Linked DNA regions of Homo sapiens: region 2 is linked to region 1. A link is a loop called in an ENCODE intact Hi-C map of the cell type or tissue named here. Cell type or tissue: heart right ventricle. All regions are shown on one strand. Links, peaks and the distances in the headings refer to the core of each region. The heading gives the core; the rest is flanking DNA. Region 1 holds the start of TMC7 (transmembrane channel like 7). Region 2 overlaps TMC7 (transmembrane channel like 7).

Evidence for each region. Hi-C counts contacts between places; a loop is a spot of excess contacts. Peaks named below come from ENCODE experiments on the same cell type or tissue, not always from the same donor. Only the 100,000 strongest peaks of a DNase experiment are listed, where the experiment ranks them.
Region 2: a loop joins it to region 1, with 4 times the contacts of the local background. A loop is called at or near these places in 2 of 110 quality-filtered maps.

Annotation. Positions count from the first base shown.
Region 1 is chr16:18,979,194-18,987,521 of GRCh38, forward strand. It overlaps TMC7 (transmembrane channel like 7), which reads left to right and starts at 4,741. Exons shown (of 16, transcript NM_024847.4): 1 at 4,741-4,937. The coding sequence starts at 4,871. RefSeq lists a silencer at 4,652-4,711. In heart right ventricle, for the core only: a CTCF peak has its summit at 4,713; a DNase peak (open chromatin) is centred at 4,728; H3K4me3 peaks cover 1,922 bases; H3K27ac peaks cover 1,233 bases.
Region 2 is chr16:19,025,541-19,033,868 of GRCh38, forward strand. TMC7 (transmembrane channel like 7) reads left to right here. Exons shown (of 16, transcript NM_024847.4): 6 at 4,684-4,829. Among named protein-coding and RNA genes, the nearest start is that of COQ7, 38 kb to the right of the region's middle. RefSeq lists an enhancer at 4,247-4,791. In heart right ventricle, for the core only: no CTCF peak of the experiment used is centred there; a DNase peak (open chromatin) is centred at 4,664; H3K27ac peaks cover 2,300 bases.

The DNA of each region.
Region 1 (8,328 bases), core at 147-8,146:
TGGTGGAACCCCCATCTCTACTAAAAAACATAAAAATTAGCCGGGCATGGTGGTGTGTGCCTGTAGTCCCAGCTACTCAGGAGGCTGAGGCAGGAGAATCGCTGGAACCCGGGAGGGAGAGGTTGCAGTGAGTTGAGATTGGTGCCACTGCACTCCAGCCTGGGTGACACAGCAAGACTCCGTCTCAAAAAAAAAAAAAAAGAAAAAAGAAAGAAAAAAAGAAACAGAACAAATGGTAAAAATAAAGTGCTAGGATTGAGAAAGGCCATAGGGGGTGCTGTGGCGACATTTCTGTCTCTCCTTGAAATAAAGCCACACATGCCGGGTGCGGTGGCTCACGCCTGTAATCCCAGCACTTTGGGAGGCCAAGGCGGGCGGATCACCAGGTCAGGAGATGGAGACCAACCTGGCTAACACATTGAAACCCCATCTCTACTAAAAATACAAAAAATTAGCCGGGTGTGGTGGTACACGCCTGTAGTCCCAGCTACTTGGGAGGCTGATGCAAGAGAATCGCTTGAACCCAGGAGACAGGGGTTGCAGTGAGCTGAGATCGCACCACTGCACTCCAGCCTGGGCGACAGAGCAAGACTCCGTCTCAAAAAATAAAATAAAATAAAATAAAATAAAAAAGAAAGCAACACGTGAATTGATAATTCTGCCCGTCTTTCTGTCCTACTCACCATCCTTCTGTCTGAATTTCTTTGTATCCATCTATCTGCCTTCTTCCTCTTCTATTCCTTCTAACAGGAGATTTTAGTGACTGTTGCTTCCTGAAGAACTATCCTAACTATCCTATTTCTATTCCTGTAAAATTGTCTCCTGGGAGCAGGGAGTCTCCTTTGGGAGGCTGGCTCATTCTTCTGCTCCTAGAAAAATAACCGAGGTCTCTCTGGCTCAGGATGCAGAGCCAAGCCAGGGCCAGGTGCCAGGTGCCAGGTGCAGCCAGCAGGAAGTGCTGGATCTTCTCTCTAGGGTCACTGCACAGTCACCACTCACCTCCATCCCATTCCATCTTCCATATGCAGAAAAACTGGGTTCCTTTCCAGATCTGCAGGCTGGGACTGCGGGCTGGGAGGTGGCCTCCAGTAAGGAAGGGAAGAGGGAGGAATTGTCTCTCAGTAGAAATAGTCATCATTTCCTGACACTTCCCCTGTGCCACAGGTTTAAAGATCATTTTTTAACATTTGAGTATGTATCAGTAATATGTCTATGGAGTAAAAAAAGGGGTAATTAGTAAAAATTCCCCTGCCCTTGTCCTGAGATGTATGCTGCATTTAGAAACAGATACATATATATTCTTGCTTTTTTAACCCAAATGGTGGCTTACCTGATACACTTGTTCATCTTGTTTTTTTTGTTTGTTTTGTTTTTGAGATGGTGTCTCGCTGTTGTTGGAGGGCAGTGTCATGAGCATAGCTCACTGAACCTTGAACTCCTGGGCTCAAGCAATCCTCCTGCCTTAGCCTCCTAAGTAGCCAGGACTACAGATGTGTGCCACCACACCTGGATAATTTTTATTTTTGTAGAGATAGGGATCTCACTACGTTGCCCAGGCTGGTCTTAAACTCCTAGACTCAAGTGACCCTCCTGCCTCAGCCTCCCAAAATGCTGGGGTTATAAGCATGAGCTACCATGCCCAGCCTCCACCTTGCTTTTTCACTTAATAATATACCTTCTATAAATATAATTTTTGATACATCTCCATGTAGAGCTATGTAATTGCTGGACGGATGTGTCAAAATTTATTTAACCCCTCTCCGATCAATAGAAATTTAGGCTGCCCCTAGGCAGTTGTTGTTGCCACAGCCCTGGGACCTAAGCTCTAGTCTTATATCCCCATTTTACAGATGAGAAAACAGGCTCAGAAAGTTTGTGGCACATGGTCCAGCTCACATAGGAAATAATCAGAAACCAGGTTCCCATCCAGTGACCTTACCCTTAACCACAATAAAAACAGCTTTTATCAGCTGGGCACGGTGGCTCATGCCTGTCATCCCAGCACTTTGGGAGGCCAAGATGGGCGAATCACTTGAGGTCGGTGGTTTGAGACCAGCCTGGCCAACATGGCGAAACACCATCTCTACTAAAAATACAAAAATTAGCCGGTATGGTGGCAGGTGCCTGTAATCCCAGCTACTCGGGAGGCTGAGGCAGGAGAATTGCTTGAACCTGGGAGGCAGAGGTTGCAGTGAGCCAAGACTGTGCCACTGCCGCCAGCCTGGGCAACAGAGTGAGACTCTGTCTCAAAATAAATAAATAAATAAAAAATAGCTTTTATTTTGAGCCAGGAAATTACTTACCCACACACATAATTTTCTGTTTTGGAATAGTTTTGGATCTACAGAAAACCTTTGAGGATAAGATAGTGAGTTTTCACATGGCCCACGCCCAGTTTCCCCTACTATTAACATCCTACATCAATATGGTACATTTCTCACAATTAATGAACCAAGAGTGATACATGACTATTAACTGAAGTCCCTACTTTATTAAGATTTCCATAGTTTTTAATGTGTTTTAACTTGTGTTCCAGGAACTGAGTAGCTCAGATTATAGGCGTGCACCACCACATTCAGATAATTTTTAAAATTTTTTGGAGAGATGGGGTCTCACTGTGTTGCTCAGGCTAGTCTCCAACTCCTGGGCTCAAGCCATCCTCCTACCTCAGCCTTCTAAAGTGCTGGGATTATAGGCATGAGCCACTGCGTCCAGCCTTTTTTTTTTTTGAGACGGAGTCTCACTCTGTTGCTCAGGCTGGAGTGCAGTGGCACAATCTCGGCTCACTGCAAGCTCCGCTTCCTGGGTTCAAGCAATTCTCTGCCTCAGCCTCCTGAGTAGCTGGGGTTACAGGTGCCCACCACCATACACAGCTAATTTTTTGTATTTTTTTTAGTAGAGACAGGGTTTCACCATCTTGGCCAGGCTGGTCTCGAACTCCTGACCTTGCGATCCACCTGCCTTGGCCTCCCAAAGTGCTGGGATTACAGGCATGAGCCACCACACCCAGTCTCCAGCCTCCTTTTTTTTTTTTTTTAAATGACCTTGACAGTTTTGAGGAATACTAATCAGGTATTCTGTAGAATGCCCCTCAGTTGAATTTGTCTGATATTTTTCTTATGACCACAGAGGTAAAGTGCCCTTCTCATCCCATCGTAGGAAGGGTGCACACCATCCTCATGGCTTAATGTTGATGTTAACTTATTTACTTATTTACTTTTTTTTTTTGAGATGGAGTCTTACTCTGTTGCCCAGGCTGGAGTGCAGTAGTGCAATCTCGACTCACTGCAACCTCCGCCTCCTGGGTTCAAGAGATTCTCCTGCCTCAGCCTCCCTAGTAGCTGGGATTACAGGCGCCCGCCACCATGCCCAGCTAATTTTTTTGTATTTTTGGTAGAGACAGGGTTTCGCCATGTTGGCCAGGCTGGTCTCGAACTCCTGACCTCAAGTGATCCACCTGCCTCGGCCTCCCAAAGTGCTGGGATTACAGGTGTGAGCCACTGATCCCGGATGATGTTAACTTTGATCATCTGTCTGAGACAGTGTTTGTCAGGTATTATCTAATATAAAACCCACCCTCACCCTCTTCCACCACCACTTCCATACTGCACTCTTTTGGAAGGATGTCGCTATGGGCAACTCACACTTAAGGAGTAGGGAGCTAAGCTCCCCATCCTTAAAGTATCTACGTAAATGATTTCAAAATCTGCACAGGAGATTTCTCTCCATTTTCCCCATTTATTTATATTTAGCAATTACTTTTCTTTTTCTTTTTTTTTCTGAGATGGAGTCTCCTTCTGTCGCCCAGGCTGGAGTGCAGTGGCGTGATCTCGGCTCACTGCAACCTCTGCCTCCTGGGTTCCAGCGATTCTCCTGCCTCAGCCTCCCTGGTAGCTGGGACTACAGGCATGCACTACCATGCCAGGCTAATTTTGTATTTTTAGTAGAGACAGGGTTTCACCGTGTTGGCCAGGATAGTCTCGAACTCCTGACCTCAGGTGATCCTCCCGCCTCGGCCTCTCAAAGTGGTGAGATTACAGGTGTGAGCCACTGCGCCTGGCAATTTTATGTTTTTAACCTGCACACGAACAGAGGTAGAGATGAAACGAGGATATAGTGCAAAACGTAAAAGACAAACACTGCACGTGGTTTTCTCTTCACTCGGCCCTCTAGCTCCCCACCCAGAGCTACCACAGGTAGCCAGTTTTTTGCACCCTCTAGGGAGATAGCTTAGGCATTTACAAGCATGTACAAATATATTTTTTGGTTTCCTTTTTGTTCCCAAATGGTAACTTACTAGATGCACTGATTTGGAGTCTTGGGGTTTTTTGCGTGTGGACTTTTTATTTTTTAATTTTAAAGATGGGGGTCTCACTGTGTTGGCCAGGTTGGTCTCAAACTTGTGAGTTCGTGCGGTCCTCCAGCCTCGGACTCCCAAAATGCGAGGATTACAGACGTGAGCCACCACTCCCAACCAGTTATTTTTGTTATTTATTTCTTTATTAGATCAGGTTTGATTTTAGATGCAGGGGGTCCATGTGCATGTTTGTTACATGGGTGTACCGGGTCCTGGTGGAGACTGGGCTCCCAGTGCGCCCAATCTATTGTTATTTTTTAAGCTCAGTGAGACATCAGGGAGGTCGCTGCTTGTCGCCACCGCTGGATGGAGCCTTGCCGGATCTCCCGGGCTCTGCAGCCCCTCTGCGGTCCCTGATGCTCGGCTCCTCGCGGGGGCGCCCCACTCCGGCTTCTGTGATGTCAGCGCCGGAACCTGGAATCCCGGCTCCGCGAGGGAAGGCCGGGGAGGCGGCGGCGGCGGCGGCGGCTGGAGAGGGTCCTCGGCAGCCTCTGAGGAGCGCGGGGCGCGGCCATGAGCGAGTCCAGCGGCAGTGCGCTCCAGCCCGGCAGGCCCAGCCGGCAGCCGGCGGTCCATCCAGGTAGGGCGGCAGGGAGCGCGCGCGGGGACGGTGCCCCTGGGGTCCGAGGGCGCACGGAGGGAGCCGGGTGCTGGAGGCTCGGCCTGGCCGCTGTTCCCTCCCACCCCCGACGCCGGGTGCTCCCGGCTCTGGGGAACAGCAGGTGGGAAGGAGATCTTCCTTATTCCTGCTCCCTCCACAAACGCGTCCTCATCCAATCCAGTGGAACCCAGCCGGGCCAAAAGGACACGAGAACTGCAGTCTGGACCGTGGTGGGTTTGTCTTCCAGCTGTTGACCGAGACAGTCTTTCAATAGCCTCATCTGCTGTTAAATGAAAGGATTTGAGCACCCCCTCCACGCCTAACATTCTGGTATGAGGTGCCTGCCTCCCGGACATTTCAGCCTTCACATACAGTTAGACCAACTTGAAACCGAATTCTGCCTTGTCTGTTTATTGCTGTGGGACCTTTGGTAAGTGGCTTGCCTTCTCTGAGCCTCAGATCCTTCAGCAGTAAAATGGGAATAGAATGGGGCGGGGATTAGCTGAGAATCGTGTGATGTGTCTAGCACAGTGCCTGGCATTGTGGCTAGACAGTCACAATAAATGGTAGCCAGCCAAGTATTATAATCTTTTGTATCGGGTAGAATTACAGTAAAGTATACAGCTCCATGAATTTCTACAGAAATATGTACAACGGCTGCCCAGTCAGGATAAAAAAGTTGCCAGCACTCAGGCAGGGTTCCTTGTAGCATTTGGAGCTTACGAATCTTGTCCTGAACAAAACACAAGACCCTGCTGTAAAGTTTTATCTGCAATGTTTTCTCTTTTTCAGTTTTAGAATAGAGATTTACTGAAACCAAGGATGTAGGGCCGGGCGTGGTGGCTCACGCCTGTAATCCCAGCACTTTGGGAGGCTGAGGCGGGTGGATCACGAGGTCAGGAGTTCAAGACCAGCCTGGCCAAGATGGTGAAACCCCATCTCTACTGAAGATACAAAAATTAGCCAGGAGTGGTGGTGGGTGCTTGTAATCCCAGCTACTTGGGAGGCTGAGGCAGAGAATAGCTTGAACCCGGGAGGCGGAGGTTGCAGTGAGCCGAGATTGCGCCACTGCACTCCAGCCTGGGCGACAGACCAAGACTGTTTCAAAAAAAAAAAAAGAAACCAAGGATATAGAATAAAACATGAGTGTAGATTTGGTCATTGAGGCCTTCAAATTGGATTGTTCCCAATGTCCAGAAGAAAAAAAAAATTTAGAAGAGACCCAAATCAGAAAACAAAAGTTGGGGTGGATTCAATGCGAATTATTTTCTAGCTCAATATTAATACTGCTTATGTCAGCTGAATTTCAGCCTTTCAATAACAGCTAGTCAAGTATTTTTTTAGTTGGTTCCTATTAATAGTCATCTTATTTTAGTGGAATCCATTATATTGAAGATGTCAAGTTCCTCATTTCCCATACAAAGAATGTGAGATTCATCTTTCTTGCATCTTTGCTAAGTGTATGAGGGGACTTTTGGCATCTTTTCAGGAGGACTATAATTGGGCCCTCTAACTAAAAAGTCTTCTATGCCCCTTAGATAGATGAGTTTTTTTTTTTTTTTTTTGATCTTGTACCCACCAACATTGGTGGGAGGCTCAGAAGGGACTGTGTTTGTAACTTTGTAGCACTTTCTAAACAGTGACCTGTTGTATGGGCATTATAGGACAGTCCGTGGGGTGGGGCGGGGGATGGGGGAGGCGACAAATGAGGTCTGGTTTAAAGAATGAGAAGTGTGACCAGGCATGGTGACTCATGCCTGTAATCCAGCACTTTGGGATGCTGAGGCAGGAGGATCACTTGAGCCCAGGAGTTTGAGGTTACAGTAAGCTATGATTATGACACTGGGCTCCAGCCTGGGTGACAGAACTAGACCCTGTCTCTAAAAAAAAAAGAAGAGGTATGTATCCTTCTAAATGATAAAACAGATCACTCCCCTGCTTACATAAAACTTTCCGGTGGCTGGCCAGGCACAGTGGCTCACACCTGTAATCCCAGCACTTTGGGAGGCCGTGGTGGGCAGATCACGAGGTCAGGAAATCGAGACCATCCTGGCTAACGTGGTGAAATCCTGTCTCTACTAAAAACACAAAAAATTAGCCAGGTGTGGTGGCATGCACCTGTAGTCCCAGCTACTCGGGAGGCTGAGGCAGGAGAATCGCTTGAACCCGGGAGGTGGAGGTTGCAGTGAGCCGAGATTGTGCCACTGCACTCCAGCCTGGGTGACAGAGACTCTGTCTGAAAAAAAAAAAAAAAAAAAGATGGGTATGGCGGCATGTGCCTGTAATCCCAGCTACTGGGGAGCCTGAGGCAGGAGAATCGCTTGAACCTGGGAGGCAGAGGTTACAGTGAGCCGAGGTTGCACCACTGCAGTCTGCCTGGGTGACAGAGCTAGACTCTGTCTCAAAAACAGAAAAACAACTTTCCGGTGGCTTCTCACTGCTCTGAGAATAAACTCCAGGCTCTTCCATCGCAACCAACAGGATCTGGTGATTCGACCCCAGCCCCTCTTTCCAGGCCCTCATCACCTTGATCCTCCCTTAACCTATCCTGCTCTAGCTGCACTGGCTGCCTTCCTATTCCTCCAGCATACCAAGATTGTTTCTGCCTCAGGGTCTTTGCATCTGCTGTTCTCTTCGCCTGGACTCCTCTTGGTTCTTTTTTTTTTTCTTTGAGATGGAGTCTTACTCTGTCGCCCAGGCTGAAGTGCAGTGGCGCGATCTCGGCTCACTGCAAGCTCCGTCTCCCGGGTTCATGCCATTCTCCTGCCTCAGCCTCCCGAGTAGCTGGGACTACAGGCATCCGCCACCACGCCTGGCTAATTTTTTTGTATTTTTAGTAGAGACAGGGTTTCACCGTCTTAGCCAGGATGGTCTCGATCTCCTGACCTCGTGATCCGCCCGCCTGGGCCTCCCAAAGTGCTGGGATTACAGGTGTGAGCCACCGTACCCGGCCATAGAGCAGCCTCTTCCTTTTCCTGTTGGGTCTCTACTCAAATGTCATGTCAGAGAGGCAGACCTCTGGGGCGGTCTATCTGAGGCAATGCACCCATCTCACTTCCTCTGACCAGTTAGTTACCTTGCTTATTCTTTCAAAGCTCTTACCACCACCTGAAGTCATCTATCTGGTTTGGTTATTTTCTTGTTTAGTAGCAGTCTTTATTTTATTATTATTATTTTTTGATGGAGTCTCACTCTGTTGCCCAGGCTGGAGTGCAGTAGCGCGATCTCGGCTCACCACAACCTCTGCCTCCCAGGTTCAAGCGATTCTCCTGCCTTAGCCTCCTGAGTAGCTGGGACTACAGGCACGTGCCACCATGCCCAGCTGATTTTTGTACTTTTAGTAGAAACGGGCTTTCACTATGTTGGCTGG
Region 2 (8,328 bases), core at 130-8,129, 46 kb after region 1:
CCTGGGAGGCCGAAGCTGCAGTGAGCTGAGATCACGCAACTGCATTCCAGCCTGGGCAATGAGAGGGAGAGTTTGTCTCAAAACAAAACAAAACAAAACAAAAAACAAAAAAACAAATAAACAAATGCCATACCATTGAGCTTCTACTTTTCTGAATAAATTGGTAGAAAGCCTTGAATTTGTCCACTGCATTTGATTTTGAAAAAGCCCCCCACCCTTTTTTTTTTTTCTTTTTGAGACAAGATCTGGCTCTGTTGCTCAGAGAGTGCAGTGGCACAATCTTGGCTCATTGCAACCTCTGCCTCCTAGGCTTAAGCCATCCTTTCACCTCAAGCCTCCGAAGTAGCTGGGACTACAGGTGCATACCCCCATGCCCAGCTAATTTGTGTGTGTGTGTATGTGCGTGTGTTTGTTTTGTAGAGACAGAGTTTTGCCATGTTGCCTAGGCTGGTCTCGAGCTCCTGAGCTCAAGCAATCCACCTGTCTCGGCTTCCCAAAGTGCTGGGATTACAGGTGTGAGCCACTATGCCGCACCTGATTTTGAAAAAACCCTTTTACATCTCTGATCTCACGTTTTCCTAAAAACAACCCAGGGGAATTGTTGGGTGGGTGTTCAAATGTCTACTATGCAAAAAAAGTTAAAAAAAAATAGATGGCTTGGCACAGTGGCTCACGCCTGTAATCCCAGCACTTTGGGAGGCCGAGGCGGGTGGATCATGAGGTCAGGAGATCGAGAGCATCCTGGCTAACACAGTGAAACCCTGTCTCTACTAAAAATAGAAAAAAATTAGCCAGGCGTGGTGGCAGGCACCTGTAGTCCCAGCTACTTGGGAGGCTGAGGCAGGAGAATGGCGTGAACCTGGGAGGTGGAGCTTGCAGCGAGCCGAGATCATGCCACTGCACTCCAGCCTGGGCGACAGAGTGAGACTCCGTCTCAAAAAAAAAAAAAAGAAAGCAAAGTTAGGATCAAATCCCAGAGCTGCTGTTAACCCCATTTCTTTAGATTACATCCCACAAGAAAAGTTTCTGTTTGTGAAAAAAAAAAGTTTCTTCGCACACTGTAACCTTCTTCCTGATAGGAAAAATTTTATAGGAGAGTTAGCTGCGCTTAATTATAGATGTTCAATAAAGTAAGCATGATAACAGCCTGTCTGAAAGAGAACTTTCTGCAATGATCTGGAGAATGTGGACCTGTGCTGTATAACAATGGAACCACTAACTCTTTTTTGTTTGTTTTTTGAGACAGATTCTTGCTCTGTCACCCAGGCTGGAGTGCATTGGCATGATCTCGGCCCACTGCAACCTCTGCCCCCTGGGTTCAAGCGATTCTCCTGCCTCAGCCTCCCAAGTAGCTGGGGTTACAGGCGCCCACCACCACACCCAGCTAATTTTTGTATTTTTAGTAGAGACAGGGTTTCACCATGTTGGCCAGGCTGGTCTTGAACTCCTGACCTCAAGTGATCCACCCACCTCGGCCTCCCAAAGTGCTGGGATTACAGGCATGAGCCACCACACCTGACCTTTTTTTTTTTTTTTTTTTTTTTTTTAAAGACAGAGTCTCGCTCTGTCACCAGGCTGGAGTGCAGTGGTGCAATCTTGGCTCACTGCAACCTCTGCCTCCTGGTTTCAAGCAATTCTTGTGCCTCAGCCTCCCAAGTAGCTGGATTACAGGTGTGTATGATGACGCCCAGCTAAATTTTGTTTTTAGTAGAGACAGGGTTTCATCATGTTGGCCAGGCTGGTCTTGAACCCGTGACCTCAAGTGATCTGCCTGCCTCAGCCTCCGAAAGTGCTGGGATTACAGGTGTGAGCCACTGTGCCCGGCCCAGAACCACTAACTCTTGAGCACTTGAAATATGTCTAGTGTGGCTGGGAAACTGAATTTTCATTTAATGTTATTGTTAATAATATAAATGTAAATAGGCACAAGTGAAAGAGGGCCAGAGAGATCAAACAGGGGCTTGTTTTTCTTAAAAACAATTGAACCAAGCTCATTATCAAATCAGAAAATATTTTCCAGGCCCAGCCGACCTTTCCCCTGTAATTGTTACATTATTTTTAGGGAGAGGTTGGTGACAGCCCTGATATCAGCCCTTGGCAGTATAAACAGGTTTCTTCTGGTTGGACACGTTTTTATGGCCTTTGGGAGAGTTGAAAGGAGAATGGAGTCTTCTGCTTCTACTTTTTCTTTTCCAGTTAACACATGACTTAATTACCCAGATAATATAAGAATGCACGGTTGTCTTGTATAATTTTAAAATACAGATATGCACAATTGTATAACGTAAATATGCTCAGCTTCAATAAATTTGTTTTAAGAAGACACACACACACACACAAGAATGCACAGTTGTCATGAAAAATACAGAATTTATAGAGTAAAAAATGAAAATATCCCTCCCCAGAGGTCACTGAACATTTAACCCCATGGTTTACAGCCTACTTGACCGCTGACCTTTCTCTGTGCACTTACATGGTCTTGCTTGATATTTCATAATATGGATTTTTAGTGTTCTAGCCCAATCCCTGTATGGACATTCAGATTTCCTCTCATTTCCTTCCTTTATAAACAATGCTGTAGGGAACCTCTATGTATTATCTACCTACAATGTTTCTGCTATATCTGTTCTCTTCTTCACTCTCCTGGAGTTTTCCTGCCATCCAAGGAGGTGTTTGAGGTGTTCAATCATTCCCACCATAAGAAGTCAGTCAGCCGGGCACAGTGGCTCAAAACCTGTAATCCCAGCACTTTGGGAGGCTGAGGCTAGAGGATCATTTGAGCCCAGGAGTTGGAGACCAGCCTGGGCAACATGGCGAGACCATATCTCTACTTTTTTATTTAAAAAAAAAGAAGGAGAAGAAGTCAGAGAGTGTTCTGAGCCACCAGGCCTTACTGTTCTTCTTCTTCAAAGTTGTTTTGGCTCTTTTTCTGGGTGTGTTGCGATTCCATATGAATTTTAGGATCAGCTTGTCAGTTTTTCTATAAGGAAGCCAGCTAGGATTCTAACAAGGATGATGTTGAATCTGTAAATCAATTTGAGGAATTTGGCCATAGATCTTCTGATCCATAAACATGGGATGTTGTCCGTTTCTTTAGAGCTTCTTTAATTATTATTATTATTATTATTATTTTGAGACAGAGTCTCGCTCTGTTGCCCAGGCTGGAATGCAGTGGTGTGATCTCGGCTCACCACAACCTCTACCTCTCGGGTTCAAGTGATTCTCCTGCCTTAGCCTCCCGAGTAGATGGGACTACAGGCACATGCCACCATGCCCGGCTAATTTTTGTATTTTTAGTAGAGATAGGGTTTCACTGTGTTGGCCAGGCTGATCTTGAGCTCCTGACCTCATGATCCACCCGCCTCGGCCTCCCAAGGTTCTGGGATTACAGGCATGAGCCACTGTGCCCGGCCGAGATTTGCACTTTTTAAAAAAAAATTTTTAATTGTTTTATTTTATTTTATTTATTTATTTATTTATTTTGAGACAGAGTCTTGCTCTGTCACCCAGGCTGGAGTGCAGTGGCACAATCTCGGCTCACTGCAAGATCCGCCTCCCGGGTTCACACCATTCTCCTGCTTCAGCCTCCCGAGTAGCTGGGACTACAGGCGCCCGCCACCACACCCGGCTAATTTTTTGTATTTTTAGTAGAGACGGGGTTTCACTGTGTTAGCCAGGATGGTTTTGATCTCCTGACCTTGTGATCTATCCGCCTCGGCCTCCCAAAGTGCTGGGATTACAGGCATGAGCCACCGTGCCCGGCACGAGATTTGCACTTCCTTAGTTAAATTTAGTCCTAATGTTTTATTCTTTTCGATGCTATGGCACATGGAATTTTATTCTTAATTTCAGTTTTGGCTTGTTATATTTGCTTTTTTTCTTTCAGAGACAGGGTCTTGCTCTGTTACCCAGTCTAGAGTGCAGTAGCACAAACACGGCTTATTCCAGCCTCCTGAGCAGCTGGGACCATAGACATGCACCTCTATGCCTAGCTAATTTTTTTAAAAAAAATTTGTAGAGATAGGGATCTCTCTGTGTTGCCCAGGCTTGTCTGAAACTCCTGGGCTCAAGTAATCCTCCTGCCTCGGCCTTCCAAGGTGCTGGGATTACAGGTGTGAGCCACCACGCCTGGCCATCTGTGCATTTTTTTTTTTTTTTGAGATGGAGTCTCATTCTGTTGCCCAGGCTGGAGTTCAGTGTTATGATCTCAGCTCACAGCAACCTCTGCCTCCCGGGTTCAAGTGATTCTCCTGCCTCAGCCTCCCGAGTTCAAGTGATTCTCCTGCCTCAGCCTCCCGAGTAGCTGGGGTTACAGGCGCGCAACACCAGGCCCAGCTAATTTTTTTGTATTTTTAGTGAAGACGGGGGTTTTGCCATGTTGGCCAGGCTGGTCTTGAACTCAAGACCTCAGGAGATCTGCCCGCTTTGGCCTCCCAAAGGGCTGGGATTACAGGCGTGAGCCACCTTGCCCGGCCCACCTGTGCATTTTTAATGCCAGGGTTTTATCAGTGCTTTATTTACCAAACACTGAATACTCCCTGTGCCTCTGGGGCTGTTCCAGTCTCTGGGGATACAGAGAGGAAAGGGGACACTGGAACTTGTGTTCCTTGAGGCAGGGACTACTCTTCTGGTTCCCTGCAGTAAGCTGACCAGTCTGACTTCATGCTCTTGGCTTCGTTTCAGGGTTTCCTGGAGGAAACTAGCCTCTTTTACGGACATTACACCATTGATGGGGTGAAATTTCAGAACTTCACCTATGATCTGCCCCTGGCGTATTTGTTAAGCACAATCGCCTCCCTGGCCCTGAGCCTTCTTTGGATAGTGAAAAGGTAAAGTCTGCCTTTGCATTCTCTCTGAATTACCCCTGATGGCTGGAGGCTATTGGAGATATGGGAGCTCTGGAAGCCATTGCCTAAAGGATGAGTGGAGTCCAATGATGGGTTTTGTGGGGAAGGGTTTGTGAGTCCATTGGCAGCTGAAGAGACCTGGGAGAAATACAAGTCAGGATTTGGGATGGAGTAGCAGACTGAGGTTCTTCTTTTTTTTTTTTTTTTTCCAGACAGAGTCTTTCTCTGTCACACAGACTGGAGTGCGGTGGCGGGATCTCGGCTCACTGCAACCTCTGCCCCTCAGGTTCAAGTGATTCTTGTGCCTCAGCCTCCTGGGTAGCTAGGACTACAGGAACGTGCCACCATGCCTAGCTAATTTTTGTATTTTTAGTAGAGTTTCACCATGTTGGCCAGGCTGGTCTTGAACTCCTGACCTCAGGTGATCTGCCTACCCTGGCCTCCCAAAGTTCTGGGATTACAGGTGTGAGCCACCGCACCTAGCCTGGGGTTCTCCACTCAATCATTACTGAACACATCTGGCAATCCCACCCCACTGCACACATACCCCTTCCTTTGCTTAGGTGTGTATATTAACTAGGTCTCTACTGGGTTGTAAGTAGCAGAAACCTAGCTCTGAGGGTTATTGAGTGGCTCACAGATCCAAGGAAGGGAGGAAACTCAAATTACAGGAAGGACAAAGATGGAGCCATGGCTTAGGAACGATATCAAAAGTAAGAATCCCTCGTCTTCAATTCTTAGGTGTAGTGGTGCCTTTCTTAAATGGTGGGAAATAGGGCATCTTATAGTTTGCATCAGCCTTGACCTCCTGGGTCACAGGTGCAGAAATCCTTAGAAAAGACTTGTTGTATCTGCTTCATTCAGGTTCCCAGCCGTGACCCTTCCACCGTTGCCATGGGGAGCAGTGTGTCTGCGATGAGCCCCTGGTGGTTCAAGTGCCCAGCACTGTGCGAGCACTTCAGCTGTGGCCAGGGGCTGGGGTCCTATGACAACATGACTTTTCCTGTGGGAGACAAGTGGTTTAGGGAGAGAGAGCAATTCCCAAGAAAAGAGAAGAGTATTAATTCCCTTAACAAACAACAGGTACAAAAGGCACAAAGACCCAAACACAATAGAAATTTTATTTCTTCTTTATTAGCTGGGCGTGGTGGCACACACCTGTAGTCCCAGCTGCTTGGGAGGAGGAGACAGGAGAATCACTTGAACCTGGGAGGCGGAGGTTGCAGTGAGCCAAGATCGTACCACTGCACTCCAGCCTGGGCGACAGAGCGAGACTCTGTCTCAAAAACAAACAAACAAACAAAACAAAAACAAAACCTGTATTTCTCTTTTACATGACAGTCCTGGGTGGGGGCACAGGTTAGTGTGGTAGAATTCATCTTATAGTATTCTAGGACTAAAGTTGACCAAAGTTCAGCCATCTTCAGCATGTGGCTTCGAAGGTCCTGCCAAGGGATGGGAAAGGAAAACTCACGGAGGAGAACCATGCGGATGGTATTTATAGGCCAGACCTGGAAGTGGTGTACATCACTCACATCCCATTGGCTACAGCTCAGTCACATGACTATAGCCAACTGCAAGGGAGGCCAGGAAACATTGCTTCTGGCTGGGCAGCTATTTACCCAGCAGTGACACTGTATTATAGAAGATGGACCACAAATTTTTGATGGACAGCTTGCCATCTCTGCGCCAGGGGGGTTGCTTGGCAGACAGTATCATGGATGGGCCTCTTTCTTGCCCACTTGATTGTCCCTGTGAGAGCATGCACAGTGTTGTAAGCCATGGAGCTGTGAAGCTCCTTATCACAGGTGCAGAAGAGACCAGGGTGCTGTGGATTGATCTGGCCCTCCATAAGGACCAGGATTCACCATTGCAAAGAAAACCCCAATGCCCAGCTGGGCACTTGTATCCTGAGTTAGAATCTGTGAGATGAACGTGAACTAGTGAGCGTCCATCCCCCACCCAAGTGTACTATGTACAAATGAGAAGCAGCCTCAGGCTGCTTTTGAGGGGCAAAGAGATGCTTGGTAAAGAAATATTGGTTGATTGGGGTTCCGTGATTGTGCCAGGGGAGATCCAAGTTTTATGGACCTACAGGGTAGACAATTTGGAAGTGCCATCTTTAAGACAAAGAGTATGAAAATATGTTTTGTAAATGATAAAAAAAAAAAAAAAGACCATAGGGACACATTGCTAGAGTCTTCCAAAGCCTTGGAGGGGGCCCTGAAGAATGAAGAAGGTTTTTTGTTTTTGTTTTTCAAGACGAGTCTTGCTCTGTCACCTAGGCTGGAGGGCAGTGGCATGATCTTGGTTCACTGCAACCTCTGCCTTCCGGGTTCAAGCAATTCTTCTGCCTCAGCCTCCCAAGTAGCTGAGATTACAGGTGCACGCCACCACGACTGGCTTAATTTTTGTATTTTTAGTAGAGATGGGGTTTCACGACGTTGGCCAGGCTGGTCTCGAACTTCTGACCTTGTGATCCACCCACCTCGGCCTCCCACAGTGCTGGGATTACAGGCGTGAGCCACCGCACCCAGCCGAATGAATAAGGTTTGTTAGTTGCACAGCGAATCTACCTGTGAATCTCGTTCAAGCTCAAGGGCTTGATTGCTTTCTGGGGAAGGTCATGGAGGGAGGGCTGGGTGTGATGTAATGGGAGAAAGGCCTGCTGTGGCCCAGAAAGTGGATGTGCCACAGAGTGACAAAGAGTATGGACTTTGTAGGCCAGAGACCATCGCTGGAATGCCAGTTCACCTCTTTGAGCCTCATTTTCTTCATCTGTGAAATGTGCATCCTGGAAGGGTTGCTGGGAGGATTAACATAAACTAGGCAGGTGAATGAAATCTTAGCACTCTGCCTGGCACCTTATAGACATTTATGAAGTTAAAATTATCATCATCATCATCCTTATCATCAAAGTAGCACCAGTTCTGCCACCTAACTCTCTGGATATAGGGAAATAATTTTCCTTCCTCTGGATCTTAGTTTTCTCATCTGTAAAATGTAGTTCTGGGTCAGGCCCGGTGGCTCACACCTGTAATCCTAGCACTTTCTGAGTACAAGGTGGGTGGATCACTTGAGCCCAGGAGTTCAAGACCAGCTCTGGGCAACATGGCAAAACCCTATTTCTACAAAAAATACAAATAATTAGCTAGGTGTGGTAGCGTGTGCTTATAGTTTGAGCTATGCGGGAGGCTGAGGTGGGAGGATCACCTGAACTTGGTGAGGCTGAGGCTGCAGTGAGCCATGATCACACTGCTGCACTCCACCCTGGGTGACAGAGTGAGACCCCATCTCAAAAAGTAAAAAATAAAATAAAATGTAGGTCTGGTCTGAATCAGAGGCTTGCAACTGAGATGGGTCAGCATGAGCTTTATAACATGGCATATTTCTGGAGCCCACATGAGACCTATCGAATTGAAAATCTCAGGTAAGAAACCATTTGGGAACCTGGATTTGGGGAAAGCACTCCATGTTGTTC